3 separate regions of the Mus musculus genome follow, and regions 2 and 3 are each linked to region 1. Evidence: chromatin loops called from intact Hi-C (ENCODE). Cell type or tissue: gastrocnemius. All regions are shown on one strand. Links, peaks and the distances in the headings refer to the core of each region. The heading gives the core; the rest is flanking DNA.

Region 1 (8,046 bases), core at 1,242-6,241:
GGTTTGGCTGCTATGGGTTATGCATTCTCTATAAAGGCCCATGTGTTAAGAACTGGTCCCCAGAATGCTACTGGGAGATGGTGGAATCTTTGGGAGGTGGAACCTGATAGGTGGAAGTTGGGTCTTTGGAGGAACGGTCTTGAAGGGACGACTGAGACTCCAGCCCTTGCCCCTTCTCCTCTCCCTTCTCCTCTTCCTTCACCTTCCCCCAACCCCACCCCATACCTGTTTTTGGCTGCTATGAAGTGGGCAGTCTCCTATGTTACATACTCCCTTCATGATGTATTGGCTCACTAATGGTCATTTGGGCCATTGCTTTGGGACCTCCAAAGCAGTGACCAAAACAAACCTTTCTCTCTTATAAGCCAACTCTTCTCAGGTGTCTGTTACAGTGAGGGAAAGCTGATCAACACACCACGATGAGATCAAATCTTAGCTGCACCCCAGCCTTGCTTGGCCAAGCACTTATTCTCCTGGGCCCGTGTCTTCAATCCTCCCTCCCAGTCCCAGCCACAAAGACATAGGAGCTGGTGGGAATGCTGGCTCTAAAACCAGCGTCTAGGAGCAGCACACTGGGTACCAGATTCCAACACACTGGCTTGCCTGACTCTGGAATCATTCAGGGTTCTCCCCGCTTCCTCCTTCCTCCATCCTCCTTGCTGATAGGCGTCAAGACCTGTCAGGAAATGAGCGTTCCTGGTCTCCCAGCCCTGTGCTCAGAGCTTTCTCCTGCCAACCTCCTGACCACCCCGTGACTTGTCATCTCTCCCCCGTGACTTGTCATCTCTCCTTGACCCCCAGATCTCCATCTGCCTTTCCCAGGAGCACGGCTCATGTTAACAGTGTGGTTGCTGTGAAGATCAAAGGCAGTAGATACACAATGATGAAGGAAGAGGAAGAGAGGGAGGAGCGTTTGGTGGGGTGGTCCCCCTTCCTGTCTAGCCAAAGCTGAGGGGCAATTCTGACAGCTGGTGACTCTAACAATTCCAGATCTATAATGCCCAGGGTCCCCAGAATATAATCTTCTGCTGATGATCATGTAAGGGAGAGTTAAGTTTACTGGGTCTCCATTTCTTCTATGGTAAAGCAGGCTTCTCACAAGGCTATGGTAGGGAAACCTAGAAAGGGTCTGGCATCTTCTAGGGCACCTGCCTTTCAAGGTGAGCTCTCTGTGGGAATCAGCCCTGAGGGCTGGAAATGCCAGGTCAGGTTGACCTATAGCCACTGACCAGGTCTGCTTCCTGGACCATTCAGGTGCAGAGCAGAGGTAAAACGAGTCACGGGAAACTTGTCTTTCACCCCTAACTATCAGAACATCGGGAGATCCCAGTCAAGAGGAAAAATGACTGCAGATGCCCTTTGCTGAGGTCCTCGGTGCAGGCCTGTGGCTAAAGACAAGCCTGTGTCACTTTTTTTCTTTGCTTCTCACACCACCTCCCCCACTCCACCATCCCCACAAGAAGGAAGAGAAAAAAGGCCACAGCGCAGACAGGCAGGAAAGCCCCAGTCCCTCCACACTAACCACCAGTCTGGGAAGTCTCAGCTGAACAATCGTAGAACTCATCCTGCAAAGAAGAGAGGATGACAGAACCCTACCCACTGCCCCCAACCATGTGCCCTAAAGCCTCTACCCTCTCCCCCCAGAGGACAGACCTATCTACGGCCTAGACCGAGAGAGCCTTCCCTGCTCACAAGATAAGAAAATGGGGCATCCAGAACCATTCTCCTGTTTTGAAAAAGGGCAAGTACCCTAGACACGTGTGTCCAAACACCCCAGCCTTATCCCTTTCACTATGACCTCAGCATCTGGGGGCGGGGGGGGGCAGAGAGTACAGGGCTAACCCACACCTGGCTTGGTCTCTCTCTAAAGTCTCTGGCTCAGCCAATCAGGCCTCACCAATAAGAAACCTTTGTGACAGTAGCATCAGAGTCACAGGCTCCGATGTTACTATTTTTTAACATCTATTAAATGCCATGGCATGCTGAGGCCATGGGGGGGGGGCAAGGGTGGGTAGCTTTGGTGGGCTGGCAAGGCAGGAGATAAACAGATGCATGCCATTCCGGAGCTCTGAGGGAAGACGCCCCTCAGAGCCAGGGCTCTGCTTTCGTGCCTGTTGTCCTTTCTACCAGCACTGTTCTCAGAACTTTCCATCCAGCACTTGGCAATGGGATAAATCAGAGCCTGACGACTTCTTGGCTACGGCCTCACTCTGCCAGGAGCGTCAGCACCGCCAGGCACTCCCTGGTGACATGGTTGGCTCCTTCTATCCAAGCACACAGTAATAAAACAACAGCTGGATGCAGGGGCATGGCTGTGGCGTTCTTTCCAGTCACTAACTGAAACTAGCATCTCTCCTTCCCCCTCTCCCACCCCAGCCTCCCCCTCCCCCGCACCCCCTCTCCTGCCCTGGTAAAAGTCAGTGAAGGTTTTACACTGGCCCCGAAGGAAAAGCCAATAGTGTTGGAAGGGACCAGGGAGATGTATGAGTGCATGGTAGATAGGGCAAGAGGGTGGGGGGAACCAAGACTGAGCTGGAGAGGCAAAGTTCCTGGACTTTAAGGCTCCTCATCACCCTCATGCCCTGTCCCAGCACATGCTCGCCCTGCCCATCCCCCACTCCAGGGACAGTGTGGAGCTGCAGGGGTGTGAAGCTGCACACCCTGAGAATATGGAAGAAGACAGTCTCAAGCTCCACTTCTGCTTCTCCTCTGGCTTTAGGTTCCTCGTCTGGAAAAATAGAAAGTTTGGGCTTAGTAGGTAACTCAAGAGGTTCCACAAAATCTCTGTAATAACTGTGTAAGCAGTCTAGCCATGTGTCTGCCTAAACACAGTATGCAATGCCTCCTGCACCTACTGCATGCAATGAGACACCCGGCAGGCAACACAACACACACTGCCTGCCATGAAACGAGACACCCCGATCTCAACACGGTGCCCTCTGAACCAGTACAGTGCCCCTTTATGCAAAGCAGTATCTTCCAAATGCATTTCAATGGCCTCTGATTTTAGGGTGATGCCCACTGGAGACAAGGCCAGCTTCCTTCTGAGGTAATGATCTGTAGAGACAACAGGGCTGTCTGTGATTCTCCTCTGAACAGGGCTCATATCCACCCCATCCTTGCCCACAGGGCCCTGCTCTGTTCCCTGGGTTTGGCACCGAAGATACCCCCTCCCCTATGCTCACCCAGGGCACATTCTTGCTCACCTTTCAAATGACTCATAGTAGCTAGGGACAGGGTGCCCCAGAGCAAGCTGGCAAGCCAGTGCCCATCCACCCCTTCCTTCTCCAGGTACCGCCACTAGGAGCTGTCTGGCTGTCAGCTGTTCCCAAGCTCAGGGGCTCCTTGGGTTACAGAAGCCAGAGGACATGGAAATTGAAACAGGAGAAGCCACTGGTGGGGGGCCAGAGACTCCCCAGGGCAGCTATGGAAAGACAGCCCTGCCAGAATGGCCACATTATTTATTGGTTCTCTAGAGGGAAGGCATATATAGTTATAAAAAGAGACTCTTCAAATCAAACGACAACTAGATTATTCAAGGCTCTCCAAAGTATACCCCAAACATCACCATCACCCCTGTTTAATCAAAGGCCACAGCCAGGGTGGGAAGTACCTAACAACAGCCTGTCAGCATCACAGCCTTTGTTTCCTACTGGGTTCACAAGACAGGGAGCTTAGCAGGGAGGGAGGGACATTTCTGGGCCCACCCAGCTAGCCCAGGCCCCACAAGCTGCTGCTTTGCTGTCCTTAACCAATGTAGGGTTAGAGGGATATTCAAAGGCTCAAGGCATTTCTACCATTCACAAACCACAGCCCGGCTGCCGGGGAGAAGGAGGGCTAGCCAACTGAAAACGCTGTCATGTGGCTCTGCTGTTGAGTGCTGGGATGTGAAGGACAGAGCAGTGGCTGGGCTGCGAATGGGTTTCACCAGGCTGGATCAGGTGGCCGCTTTCCTGGAAACTGGCCTTCTCGTTGCTAGGCTGATAAGGCAGGGACATTGCTACCCTTGGCGCACATGGGAAACCTTGTTGACACTGAAGAAGAGCTGGGATCTGTTAACTGTTGAGACAAAGCAGAGGGCCCCTGAAGTTACTCCATATCCCAGAATAACTCAGATCACCGAGGCAGGTGTGCGTTGAGAAAGCCAATGAATCCAACCTTCAGTAAGTGTTCCAGAGACAGAGAGAAAGATGGCAACAGGATGCAACTTTGGGGCATCCTATCTTCCCCATGTCCCCCCAGATTTTAGCTTCCACCCTGAATAACTGTGGACTCCTGTAACACACATGTGCTAACCGCTCCTGACGCTAGACCCCCAAAGCAGCTGCTGGGCAGTACAAGGTACAGGAAGCTGCCTCCTGGGGACACAGATCTGTATACTAGCAGGTGTGGCTGGGAAGGCCCTGGCCCTGGAGCCTCGCTGTTTATAACTGTGATGGGGGGCGGGGCATTCGGACTTCAAAGGGTTTAGAGGTCAGGAAATGAAGCCTTTTGGCAGAACTCCAGGGACAAGTAGCTTACACTGATTTCTGCCTCCACCACCATGGTGTAACAAGGCCCCTTTATGTTGTAACTCACAGCACTTGCACCTTGCCTGCAAAGTACCCTCTCCTGGACTGTTCAAACACCCCCCTCACTCACACACACACACACACACACACACACACACACACACACACAGAGTCTTTCGTCCATCAGGTAGTCACCAGCCCTTGCATAACCTGTCACTTGAATTTTTCCCAACATTCCCTGCAAGTAGCCGTCAGCCCTCGGGGAGAGGTGAATGAAGAATTGCAATGAGAAGTCCCTAAGTCCCCCTAAAATGAGCCCTGCCTCATAGCTGTTGGGGTGTGTTCGCGTGCAGGGGTGGGGTCAGGATGCAGGTGTGGCTGGCTTTACCCACTTGGAGCATCCTATTTCTGTCCCCAAAGTGAAGGACAAGGCACTGGGTTCCAAACTCTGCTTCCCACAGATCCTTCATGGAGAACAGATTGGATTCCAGAAGGCAAAGGGAATAATGAAGAGAGAAGAGGAAAAGAGAAAGGCCACTGAGACATTAATACAGAAGTAGAGATGAAGCCCACAAATGAGGTCCTCCACTATTGCCTTACAGATGATCCTGCTAGGCTCTGCCCAACAGCTGCCTAGCAACAGCTTGCCTAGGTGCTGGGCTACCCCAAAGCTATCTATCTAAGTAGCTATTTATCTATGTATCTATCTACTTATGTATCTATATATCTTTGTATCTATCTATCTATCTATCTATTTATCTATCTATCTATCTATCTATCTATCTATCTATCTACCTACCTACCTACCTACCTACCTACCTACCTTTCTATGCTCTCTCCCATCAAATTAAAAAACAAAAAACAAAAAACAAAAACCCACAACACTCACCAAGAGGGATAATATGGAAATGAGCACAAACTGCATTGTGGGTAATTCTGAAATGTGGGTAAGTTTGCACTGTTGTGCAATGTGAGTGAGTCTACCCTGGAAAAAGAGACAGAAAGGAAAGGCTGGGAAACCAAGAAAGGAAAAGCAAGCCAACCAGAGATGGGTGTGGTGGCACACACTTGCAGTGGATCACTGGGAAGGCTGAGGCAGGAGGATTTCAAGTTCAAGTCCAGATTGCATTATATACCAAGATCCTGTCTCAAGTACTACTACCACCACCACCGATAATATAATCATAACAACAACAACGACACAGTAACAAAAACAGGAAAGATAAAAATAATGCTATACATGATGATGAGTCTGAAATGGGGGGAGGGGTTAGAAAGAGAAAAAAATCAAATGCATATTAAACATACACTATTAAACACACATATCTAATATATATACATTGAGTTATAGAAATCCTATTTATGCCTGAAAGCTAGAAAAAAAATAAAACAGCTGGAAAATTTAAAGTATTTTAATGAAAGAAAAGTACCATACAAACATTGCATTTATAGTACTGAGTAGTGGACTCCAAACGTTTCAAGCAAAAAAAAAAAAAAAATGGCTAGGGGTTAGGGAGATGATACAGTGGTTTAGGGCATTTGCTGCTCTTGCGGGCTTTGTTCCTAGTACCCACATGGCAGCCCACAGCCATCTGTAACTCCAACTCCAGGAGATCTGATGCCTATCTCTGGTCTCCACAGGTACTCACAGGGTGTACACACATACATACATGCAAACAAAACACTCATAAGCATATGGTAAAATAATCCATAAAAAACAGAGGACAATATTAATCCATCCATTTTATAGCAACCAAGCTCAAATTATTCCACAGTTTTAGTTTGAAAAAGCTGGAGGGGCTGGGGTTGTGGCTCAGTGGCAGAGCGCATGCTTAGCATCCATGAGACCTTTGGTTGCCTTCCCAGAACCAAAGAGAAAGTTCACTGAAATCAAAATTATAAACCTTTCCATTTGTAAAACTGGACAGCTGTTGTGGTAACCACATGCATGGAGCGGTCACCATGAACAGATGCATGCTTTGGGGAGCCTTGGTTCAAATCTCACCTGAGCATTTATTGCTGTATGGGCTCTAGCCATCTGTACTCTGTGCTCTGCTTCCCCCTCCTGCAAAAGGAGAAGATAAAAGTGTCTATTCGGAGGTAGGTGCGACGACTCATCAGCAAACCACGGAAAGTTACTAGAACATCTCCCAGTTTACTATTAAAGACTCGACAATGTTAACTGTTTGATGATCGCAGGAGATAATTTTATGGCTTTTTATTACCCAGAAGTATGTGGAAGCTGACAAACCAGTTAGAGGGTGGCTTCTGTCACACACATGAGGGATGATGGGGCCAAAACTAAGGCTGAGGCAGTGAGTCTGGAGAGAGAGGACCGAAAAGGGGAGAAAATAATGGGTGAGAAACCAAATCAACAGACTCTGGAACAGATAAGATAAAGAGAATAAAATGTACTCGAGTGTGCTGTAGAACTTTCCAGCACATACAATCAAGAACTGACAAAAGAAACTAGGAAAATGATGATAGTCAATGAAAACTGGCAGTCGCTGAGTACTTCCTGTGAGCCAGGCATTAGCACCATGTGGTAACTTATTTAATCCTTATGATCCTGGAAGGTAAGCCCTCCCCATTTTACAGATGATAAGACTAAGTCACAGAAAGACTGTAATGTATAAAGACTACACAGTTAGTAGACAGATGCACTGGACCTTGTGAAACAAGAGAGGGAGTGAGAAGCAAGGTCTTATTGTGCTGCCCAGGCTAGTTGACATTCACCATGTTGTCCTGGTTGGCTTGGACTGCAACAGTTCTTCCTCCTTAATCTTCCACGTACTGTCATCAGTGGGTTGTACCATCATTCCTGGCTCTTCCTGATCTTGTAGCCCAGGCTACCCAGCTCAGATGCCCACATGTTTAATCTTCTAAAAGACAATGGCTTTTGGATTCAGGAAAGTAACATTGACCTCTGGCCACTGCATGGAGACGCCAGCATGTAACTGCATGTGCATATGCTCGTGCACACACACACACACACACAGATCACACATAATGATGATTCAGTAGTGTCATCTAATAGATCAAACATGACAGTCTGAAACTTAGAAGACAGGGAAAGATGACAAAAGAGCTAAAGATTCCAGATCTGTGGGCACGGTGGGATTAGTATCAAGAAAAGGAGAGAAACTTTGAGATACCCTGGACATGGATGCTCTCAAGAGAGTCACAAGGATATCAGGGTGGGCCACTTCTCATTGCAGATGATGCAGATCTAGATGACTTCCTGAAGAAGGCTTTTGATGGCTCAGATTCTGAAATCCTTTGCCATATGTGAGGGATCTGCTATTTTCTGTGGGTCTTATCTATTTCCCCTAGAGTACCCAGGTGACTACTGCCTCATAGTCCAGACTTGAGCAAAGATGTCTGGGCCAATATGATGGACATTAGGTCATAGTACATGACACAGAAGCAAAGCACAGCAGCTGATTGGCTCTACCTGTATTCGTTTGATTCTTATTGTTGTGATAAAACCCCGGGCAAGACCAACTTGAAGAGGAAAGAGTTGATGTTAGCTTAC
Region 2 (5,000 bases), core at 1-5,000, 59 kb after region 1:
AAGAGCTTATATCTAAACACAAGGGAAGCAGCCAGGCATACTGGTTTACGCCTGTAACCCCAGCACTTGGGAAGCACCTGCAGGCAGATCTCTGAATTCTAGACCAGCCTGCTTCATACAGCAAGTTCCAAGCCAGCCAAAGCTCCATAGCAAGACCCCGTGTTAAAACACAAAAACAAATAAACACAACAACAACAAAACCTAAAACAAAAACAAAAAAATCAAGGTAAGCAACTCTTGAGGTGTAGGTGTGACAGGACACCTGGGGTTGTCCTCTGACTTTCACGTGTGCAATCACACAAATGCACAATTCAAGGGAGCTGAACTATAGATGCAGTCAGCCTAGGTACCTGCTGATGGATGAATGGATAGAGAGTGTCACACACACACAACATACACTCACTCATGCACACTCACATATACATACAACATACATTCGCTCATTCACATACTCACACAACACATACACACACAACACACACACACACGCACGTGCACACACACACACACACATACACACACACACAAATACTGCTTTTTTTAAAGACAGCTTCCTCTGTGGCCTAGGCTGGCTTCAAATGCCTCCTCCTCTTCCTCCTCCTCCTCTTCCTCCTCCTCTTCTTCCCCCTCTTCCTCTTCCTCTTCCTCCTCTTCCTCTTCCTCCTCCTCCTCTTCCTCCTCCTCCTCCTTCTTCTCCTCCTCCTCCTTCTCTTCCTCCCTGTCCCCTGATGCCAGGATTTCAGGTTAGGATCACCATGTTTGGCCTAAAACTTTAAGTTTTGTTTTGTTTTGTTTTGTTTTGTTTTGTTTTGTTTTGTTTTGTTTTGTTTTTTTCTTTCATCGGCCCTCTAGTGTGCAGCTGCCCTAGCAGGAAGAAGGGTGGCAGGAAGGGGTGGCTCTGTGACAGCCTGGCCTCCGAAAGTGGCGGCTTCTCAGTGGTTTTAAAGGTCACTTGCTGACCTGACCGTTGCTGAGACTGAGGAAACACACACAGGAAGTGTTATGCAAGTGAGCAGAGAGACTCACAGGCTCCTGCCAGGAGGTCTGAGCCGATGCTTCGTGCTTTGTGCCACCCTGTACAGGTTCCCACCTCAGGAGCCCTCCAGTACCACAGCTGTGGCCACAGCCTGGCCGGATGACAGACAGTCCTGTGTGTGTCCCCCCCCACACTGAGCTGACAGCTGAGGACTGGACAGGATGGCACCAGTCTCCACCAGCTAGGGACTTTTCAGAGCAGGTATCATGAGAGCTACTAGAGGACTTGTGACTTTTGTCCCACAGTCAAACTTCAGGATTGCACAAACCACCAGCCTGGAGTGACCTTGCCTTGTGGGGAAGCAAGAGGAGCCCAGGCTCCCACGCAGACAGTAAGTCCACAAGGGTACAGAGTACCAGCGCTCTGAGAGCTTAAAATACACCCACAGGAGGAGTGAGGCCGGCTGGCTGCTCACCTTGGATCTGCACAGCACAGAACAAAGGGAGCCCTGCCTTCGTGACAGACAAATCCAACCCCAAAGTCCCTTTTCACACACATAGCCCTCATTGGCCAATGGCTCTTTGGCCTTCCCCTCTTCTTCCTCTTCCTCCTCCTCTTCCCCCTCCTTTTCCTCCAGGCTGACAAGCAGACAGACCCAAGGTCACCCCATGTCTATACTAGCCTGACAGCCAGATGGCCTCCTTCATCACCCAGCCTTCTCTGCAGGCTACATCCCAGATAGGCTGGGAGCTGACCCAGCATCTTAGAAAATTCGAAAATTTACCCTTTCCTCTCCCTACCCCCACCCCGCCGCCAGCAAACCCAGGTCACTCCAGTTCTAATCTCCTACTCGCTTCTGCTGAGTCTGCACTGGTTTGGGACTAGATGGACCAAGCCCTGAGCTCTTTCTGCAATATTCCACATTTGACCACAGTAGGTCACCATGTGCTATAGAGGTGGCAGGGCCTAGCCTGGTTTCTATATCATTAAAAAGAGTTGCAGATGCCTTCCACTGGCTTTTGGTAACTCATCCAAAATCAGGAAACAGGAAGAAAACTGAGCTCCTGGAACTGTGGCCCCTCCCTCTCTTCCACCTGGATTATATGTTTCCTGTTCGTACATAGAAACTTCCAGAATGGTCAACATGGTGATGGGTGAGCCGGGCGTGGTGGCGCACGCCTTTAATCCCAGCACTTGGGAGGCAGAGGCAGGCGGATTTCTGAGTTCCAGGCCAGCCTGGTCTACAAAGTTAGTTCCAGGACAGCCAGGGCTATACAGAGAAACCCTGTCTCGAAAAACCAAAAAAAAACCAAAAAACAAAAAAAGATGGTGATGGGTGATGGGAACCGGTTTGACCATCAGCAAAGCTGGAGTGGTATTGGATGGGACGGTTTCAAAGTCACCAGGCTGACCTCAGAGCATCAAAGTGTGATCTTTTGACAGTGCAGGCTGATACTTTGCAGATAGTGCACGGTGGGCACGCTTTGTGAAAGTACTCTAGCCAGCATACTCCTGCTAAGTCAGCCAGGACACTACATGAGAAAGACGTAGCCCAAGGCCAGCACGCAGCTGCTGTGTGAGGACAGGAGTGACAGGGTACCATTCTGGGCATCTAAATATAATAGGCAATAAGCTTGAGTCACTCAGACTTAGACTTTATGAGCCAGCCATGCTTTGATGGCATACCAGGTCACAAACAGTTCTCTTCCTTGGGCTACACAGGCCCATCCTCTTGTTAGGTCCTCTCACACTCCCTCTTCCATCACATAAAACAGGATGATAAACCTGAACCATGATGACTAGAGATAGCAGATAGCAGCTACCTGAAGGAGACCCTGGACCAGGGCAGATATAACTATGGTGGCCTCAAGCCAAAAAATCACTCACAGAGCCAGACAGAGCCAGCTCTCCTCACTGTCACATGAAGAGAGAGAGACAGGCTCAAGACTTCTTTTTCTACTTGAAGCCTGGTTAGGCTTAGAGTTTAGCATAGCCACAGTGTCCTCTTGAGGCAGTGCACACTAGAGAAAGATTATTATCCCCTGGACAGGACAACATTCAAGGTGTAGGAATGATCAGACATTCACAGATATACACACACCACAGAGACAGAGAGATAGATACATATACACACAGACACACACACCACACTGATAGACACACATACACCACACATGCACACACAGATAGATACACACATAAAAATACACGCAGACATACACAGATAACCACACATAGAGATACAGACATTCACAGACACACACAGAGAGAGATAATCACACACACATACATAGATAGATACACAGACACTACAGAGAGACACACAGAAATCAACACATATAGAGAGATGCACACACATAGACACACAGAGATATACACACAGAGATGCACACAGAGAAATATACACACAGAAACACACACACAGAGAGAGAGAGAGAGACAGAGAGACCAGTTTCTAGCATCTACTTTCTAATTAAATGTAACAAACCACCAGCTAATTCATGCCATCAACTAACACGGACAATGTGGGTGGAGCCGCCCTGGGGTGTTAAAGCCTTGGACTTCAAGGCTCTTCGTGGTTGGCAGCCTCTCCACTCCTAGGACAGCTACAGGTCCTTAACAAAATGTCATGTCTGGGTCATCTACCCGGTCATATTGACTCACCAGTCAAACACTTCCTTTCTATTGTGTGGGACTCAGACATACTAGGGTTGAATGTAGTCCTTCAAGCATCATAGACTGGAAAGTTAACCTCCAGTTTCACACGCTCATGGTGCAGAGGTGGGGACTCCAGGAGGCTGTTAGGGCAGGTGGGAGTAGGAATCCTAGGATGGTATGTGTGGCTCTTAAGGAAGAGGAAGAGAGACCCAGACTAGCACATTTGTTAGTCTGTCTTACCATGTGCTGACTTCTGTCAGGTGACTGGAGAGATGGCTCCGTGGTTAGAAGTATTTGTGGCTCTTCTAGGGAACCCTAGCTCTGTTCCCAGTATTGATGCCAGGTGACTCAGAGTGCTTGTAACACCAGCTCTAGGGAATCTCACTCCTTTTCTTGGGTTCCAAGGGTACCTGAACACATACACATACAAATACACACTTACATAAACACATAAAAACTAGTAACAAAAAGAAAACTTTTAAAGTACTTTTATTTGTTTTAAACATTGTTACTCTTTTATTTATTTTGAAACAAAAAGTTGCAAAACACACACACACACACACACACACACACACACACACAAATTAGCCAAACCCAAAGTCTAAACAACTTAACCAACTTCTGCACAGCTAGAGTATATTTATATATTTTTAATAGTTTACTTAGCGTTATTTTATGTTCATTGGTGTGAGGGTGGAACTGAAGTTACAGACCATTGTGAGCTGCCATGTGAGTGCTGAGAATTGAACTCGGGTCCTTTGGAAAAAGAGACACTGAGCCGTCTTTCTAGCCCCATATTTTTATATTCTGAAGCTAAATAAACAAAGGTGTAAAAGGATGCCCACCCAGGGCCTGGCACGGGCTAAATATTGCAGATCTAATCTCTTACCTGCAATTCTGAATCCAGATATCCCCTGAACGCTGAAACTCTCTCTTTTTGGCTGTATTAATTGTGGTGACATTGCTGTGACAATAACTGACTGAAACTTGGTAGGGAAGATGGACTTGGGCTCAGAGTTTCAGCCCATCATGGCAGAATAGCTCACTGCAGCGAGAACACACCATGGAGTCTTTTCAGATCATAGCAGACCCCAAAGCAGACAGACCTGAGCGAGGAGCGAGAAGCGACTCCAAATGCCTGCTCCTGGATGTAAGAGAGGGCACATAAACATATCTGTGTAGGGGCTGCCTTAGGAAGAAGCATTGGAGTCGCTGTTGCCTGCAGAAGGAGAGAAGGGACTGCGATGGACGCAGAAGGAAACTGAGGCTGCCTGGCACACTTCTCATGTACAGTGGAATGCTCCCACCACATGTTAAACACATTGTAAGATTATCAAGTAAAGGGTTAATAAATGTTTAACTCCCA
Region 3 (5,000 bases), core at 1-5,000, 120 kb after region 1:
TCCAGTACCCTCGCTTAGGCAAGGGTAACCCCTACCTTAGACAACTGGAAGTATAAAAACGGCTCCATTAGCTTCCTTGAGGAAGGTACAACTAATAAAGACTCCTTAAGGCCCTTCCATCTTTTGCCTATTAGATGGCTGTAGTGTGAATTCCCTGTCCTTGTAGTCTGGATTTTGGGTACAGCATCCTGCAGTGAGTGAGGCATGTCTGCATGATCTTCAGGGACAGTGACTACACAGTCTGAGTACATTGCTCGTGTGTGTGTGTGTGTGTGTGTGTGTGTGTGTGTGTGTGTGTATGTGTGTGTGTTCCGGTTACCCACCACCTCTGCAGAAGGCAAAGCCCTAGCCTCTGGGCCATGAGGAAGATGAGCAAGCACATTTCTGCCTTGCAGCAGCTTAGCCAGGAAGAGGTCACAGCACAGAAAGAAAAAAAAAAGTGTGGTTATCACCGCTCTCCATCTGGTTTGGTTTGGAAAGGATACAGTTGTCCCTTCAAACCCAAGAGTCCCACATCTGTGGCTTCAACCAACCATGGATCAAAAACATTGTGTGTGTGTATGGGGGGGGGGGGACCTGCATTCCTGCTGAACATATACAGACTATTTTTATCTTGTCAATTCCCAAATAATCCAGCATGGCAGCTATTCATGAAGCAGTCATACTGTGTTACGTAGCCACCATCCACAGGTGATTTCATGCAGAAAGGTGGATGCAGGTTCTCTGGTGATGCTGCACTACTTTATGTAAGGGATGTAAGCAGCCATTGATTTTAACATCCGTCAGAGTCCTGAAAACAATCCCCTTAGATACCAAGGGACAACTACGGTAGACAAAATCCAGGCCCATTTGCCTGAATAAAGACAACTGTGTTCATTGCTGAATATTGACTTGAGGTCAATAAATAGACCCAGGTTTCTAAGTCATCGGCCTTGAAGAGTAATGTCTACATAGAACATGGCACATAAAATGGGTCCCTTCCTATGAAAGTTTACAGAATAATACGTATATGGCTGAACACAAATGTTTTGCCCCCACGTGGCATGCTTTTGAGATCTTGCTTTTAATGGTACCAACCTTTGAAAATCCTCCAGATTGAAAGATGAATGGGAGAAAACCCATATATGTAGCGGGAGGCACCTCAGGCTGCCTACAGATAATGTGACAAGCCCAGAGATTGGTGACAAGGGGAACCACGTGGAGGTGCCTTGCCAGGACAGCAAGGGCGGCTGCTGCTGAAGACTGTCCCTCACAGTCCTGTCTGACAGCCACTAAGCCCAGGCGGCCGCCCAGCCTACAGCCCACTTCCAGGCATCTGCCTTTCCTTCCCCAGAGGAGCCTACCCGGGCAGCCCCAGCTTTAGTAAGATTAAATTCGACTCTGTATTCCAAGTGGCCCACACCAACCAAATCCACACTGCCATGCTAAATATGTATCTCCTGATCAAATAAATTAGCTCTCATGCCTGCTAAAAAGAGTCAGGTCCCTGAAAGAATTGTGTTCCAGCTCAGCTATGATGGGCAGGCACCCTTGGCCTCTTCCATAACCATGTTAGAATTGCATCATACCCAAAGCATGCGCTCACCAGTCTTAGCTGGTTCAGGCAGGACGAAGTCTCAGATATCAGCTCTCTGACCATTTCATTCCGTCTGCATGAACTGAGGTCAGTCCCATCAGGTGAGGATTATCTTAAATACTTGCCACAATCCGACCTCAGCAACCTGAAGGGAAACACTTTTCCACCCACGGCCTTGCTCCATCACGTGCTCCTGTTCAGGAGTCCTTTGAAGAGCCTTTATTGCACATTTTATTTTGTTGTAAATACTACATGGTTAAAGAATACGGTCACGGAGGGGAGAAAGGTCAACTTAGAGGTTTTTTGTTGTTGTTTGTTTGTTTGTTTTTAATTTATCTAAGGTTATCAGAGTATGCCTAGCCATAAGCTATCACATTTATCCAAAGGCTATTATTTTTAATATTCTCAATTACTCCTACCTCCACAGCCTCTCTGCTTTGTGAACACCCACATAACTACGTACAAATGATCTTGTTTTAAAAAAAAGAAATGGAATGCAGTATCTACTAAACTAAAGGAAAACAGTTCAGAGGGAAAAGGAGCTAGGCTGGGGCCCACCTGGTACACGCAAAGAGGTATACCTTGGCCATGGAGGTAAACATTCATCAGGGGGACCAAAGAAAGCAGACACACAGCACACACATAGGAATCAGCAGTAGCTAAATCAAGGGGTAGACATCAACTAGATGTTTAGCATTTGAAAGTCGTATCCTCATTTGATACTCACAATAACCCAGTAAATTAGGTACCACAGCTTCCATTGTCCACAAGAGGAAAACAAAACTTGGGATGTTTAGTGTTAGGCTAAATGAGGTTCTATTATTCACATGGGGAAGAGCCAGGATTCTAACCCCTGCACCTTTGGCTCCTATATCAGTGTTGGCCCTACTTCCCAAGATGGTGTGCAGCCCAGGGGAGATAAAAACAGCAAGGTATATTGTAGGCACATCAGCTGAGTGTGGCCAGGAATGACACGGAGGGAAAGAATCAGGAAGACACTAGAGGATGGAGAGACAGAGGAGAGAGACCAAGGAAGGGCTCTGGGGTTGTGCTTTAAAATAAAGGAAGTGAGAGAAAGTCCAAGATTTCAGAGTCAGCGCCAACGGAGGCTGGACTTTACAAGAGATGATAACAGATCAAGGCCGTAATTGACAAAGAGATAGATGATAAGTTAGGAACACAGAGAGAAAGCTAGAAACAGTTAGGGACGTTTCCTCCCCAGATAGGATGAGAAAAGAAAGAAGTCGTCTATAGTTAAAAGAAAAGCGAAAACCGAGTCTCAGTCGGGACGGCTCCCTCCTCCGTCTCAGAGACGAGGAGAACAGGGTCAGCTAGGGCTGGAGCAGAGTGGAAAAGATTCTGAGCAGCTGTCACTGGAATCCGATAGGGAGCTAAAAATGGAGTTGAAGGAAGATGCCTGCGGGCACTGGGAGAGTCGAGGCAGGAACACACAGGAGGTCCGGTTACTGCTGGGGGCCCAGGTCTCTTCAACAGGTTTCAGCAGTTTAAGATGAGGAAGAGATAAAAAAAAAAAAGGGCTGTCCAAGGAGACTCAGTAGAAGGTCAAAGAGTAAGGAATGAGGTGCTTTTGAGAACTTGGCTAAGTCACCTCACCAAGGAATCCAAATTCCAACAAGGGAGGGACAGAAACAGCCAGCATGAATCCAAGATGCCAAAAACTAGGAAGAAGCCATCGGGAGATTGGATCGGAATGGGACCAGTGATAGGGCCAGGAGCTGTGGCTACAGAGGGTACTTAAGGGGTGGAAATCTAGAAGGCAGAGCCTCCCACAAGCGGCGTGTCCCAAGGGTGTGACTAGGCGCTGAATCAGAGATGCGGAAGATGGGGAGGTCGCCCAGGATGAAGAGGCTGAGGAAGTGACCAGAAGAAGGATCTGCTAGTCTGAAAGCAGAACAATATTAGGGTGGGAAGGGTGGCACAAGCTAAGGAGAGGGTCATCTGCCAGGCATGTACAAGGGAAGTGACTGAATGGTCACACGATATGCATGGAAGAGGGGCTTCCCGTATGAAAAGGGAAGCCAGCTTCATTTCTGGAGAATTGTAGCCATTTCTTCATATCCATGACAAGTTGGCTCTAGAACACTGAGATAATTACCAAACGTCCATGGATGCTCAGCTCCCCTCCAGTGAGATGACCCAGTGTCTGGACAGTATCACTTGACACAGTCAACCTCATGGTGGATGGATGGCTCTGGAAACTTTCCACTGCGACCCTTCATTCTTTCCTCCATAGCTCAGCAAAGGCAGCCATGTTCCCTCCCACCTGAGAGGAATCTGGGGCCACCATGTTTGAAACAAAATCCTCTCCTCCCCAGAAGAAGTGTCTCTAGTCTTTACACCTTCACCCCTCGAGGCCCTTGCTGGGGTTCCTTGGCCACCCTGTCCCATTCCCGTTGTCCCTGTCCCTCTTAAATATGTGCTCCTGAACATCATAAATGGCAAACACCGAGAGAGTGCTGGCTTGTGACAGCCACATTTTAATGCACCTATTTCTCACACTGTACGGTAGTAGCACTCCTGTTCCCATTTCACATATGAAGAAACTGAGGTGGAGGATGCGGGGGGTTGGGGGGAGAAACTGACCAGCAGCACAAAATCAAGTGCAAGTAGTCAGGATACACTCATAACCCCAGGCCAGCCTTCATCCTTGGCAGTGTTAATCAGAGTCAGGAGGGAGTTTTGAGCACCCCTGAACTTGGGACCCACCCTCCAAATTCTGATTCTATTGTGCCACCTGTCAGCTGCTCATCGGAGCTTTGAAAAGACATCTAAGGGACACTTCTGGACAGCAAAGACTCTAATCACCCTCTGGGGACTATGGTCACTATCTGGTGGATTAGAGGGGTGCGATGGAAAGTTCCAAGGTTCTCTCTAGCAGACAATAACATCAGGGCAGGTTCAGACTCGGGTGATAAGAGCAAGTTCCTCGGGAAGACTAAGTACATAGCTGTTGAAGTAATGTGAGTTGCAGGATCTCAAAGGGCCTCGTTCTTAAAGGAAAGAAAAAGATATCATGAAGCTTTGTTCTTCTCAGGCACGTGACTGCCTCATCTTCCTCCTGACAAGGTGTTACTGATCATAAAGCCCACCTAGCCACGCAGCCATCTTCCTCAGATTAACAACAGTCTTCATAGCAACTTCATCACAACTTCCCAGCCTCCTTCCAAAAACTGGCGGAAGATGAAGATGACCTTTGAGGTCCACACTCTCCTGTTGGTTCTGAACATCAGTACATCCCTGTAGGTGGGGGACAGGCTCTCTCCAGCTCTGGCTCCTGCCTGAGGAGCTTACAGGTCACTTCCAGCGTGGGCGGGGGCAGGGGGAGGTATCTGAACTTGGACTTTCCAGCTGTTCTTCTCTTCACTTCCCTGTCCCCCCAAAACCCCTGTCCTTCACCTCCAGT

What was found. Hi-C counts contacts between places; a loop is a spot of excess contacts. Peaks named below come from ENCODE experiments on the same cell type or tissue, not always from the same donor. Only the 100,000 strongest peaks of a DNase experiment are listed, where the experiment ranks them.
Region 2: a loop joins it to region 1, with 2.5 times the contacts of the local background. A loop is called at or near these places in 3 of 42 quality-filtered maps.
Region 3: a loop joins it to region 1, with 11 times the contacts of the local background. A loop is called at or near these places in 3 of 42 quality-filtered maps.

Annotation. Positions count from the first base shown.
Region 1 is chr13:37,558,373-37,566,418 of GRCm38, forward strand. No RefSeq gene overlaps it. Among named protein-coding and RNA genes, the nearest start is that of Gm47754, 19 kb to the right of the region's middle. In gastrocnemius, for the core only: a CTCF peak has its summit at 3,300; DNase peaks (open chromatin) are centred at 2,164, 2,615 and 4,420; H3K4me3 peaks cover 1,235 bases; H3K27ac peaks cover 3,779 bases.
Region 2 is chr13:37,618,975-37,623,974 of GRCm38, forward strand. It overlaps Gm40915 (a long non-coding RNA gene), which reads right to left. Exons shown (of 4, transcript XR_873251.2): 3 at 3,875-4,044. Among named protein-coding and RNA genes, the nearest start is that of Gm40915, 6.1 kb to the right of the region's middle. In gastrocnemius, for the core only: a CTCF peak has its summit at 2,972 (motif pointing left); no DNase peak of the experiment used is centred there; H3K27ac peaks cover 1,738 bases.
Region 3 is chr13:37,675,502-37,680,501 of GRCm38, forward strand. No RefSeq gene overlaps it. Among named protein-coding and RNA genes, the nearest start is that of AI463229, 10 kb to the left of the region's middle. In gastrocnemius, for the core only: no CTCF peak of the experiment used is centred there; no DNase peak of the experiment used is centred there; H3K4me3 peaks cover 982 bases; H3K27ac peaks cover 4,871 bases.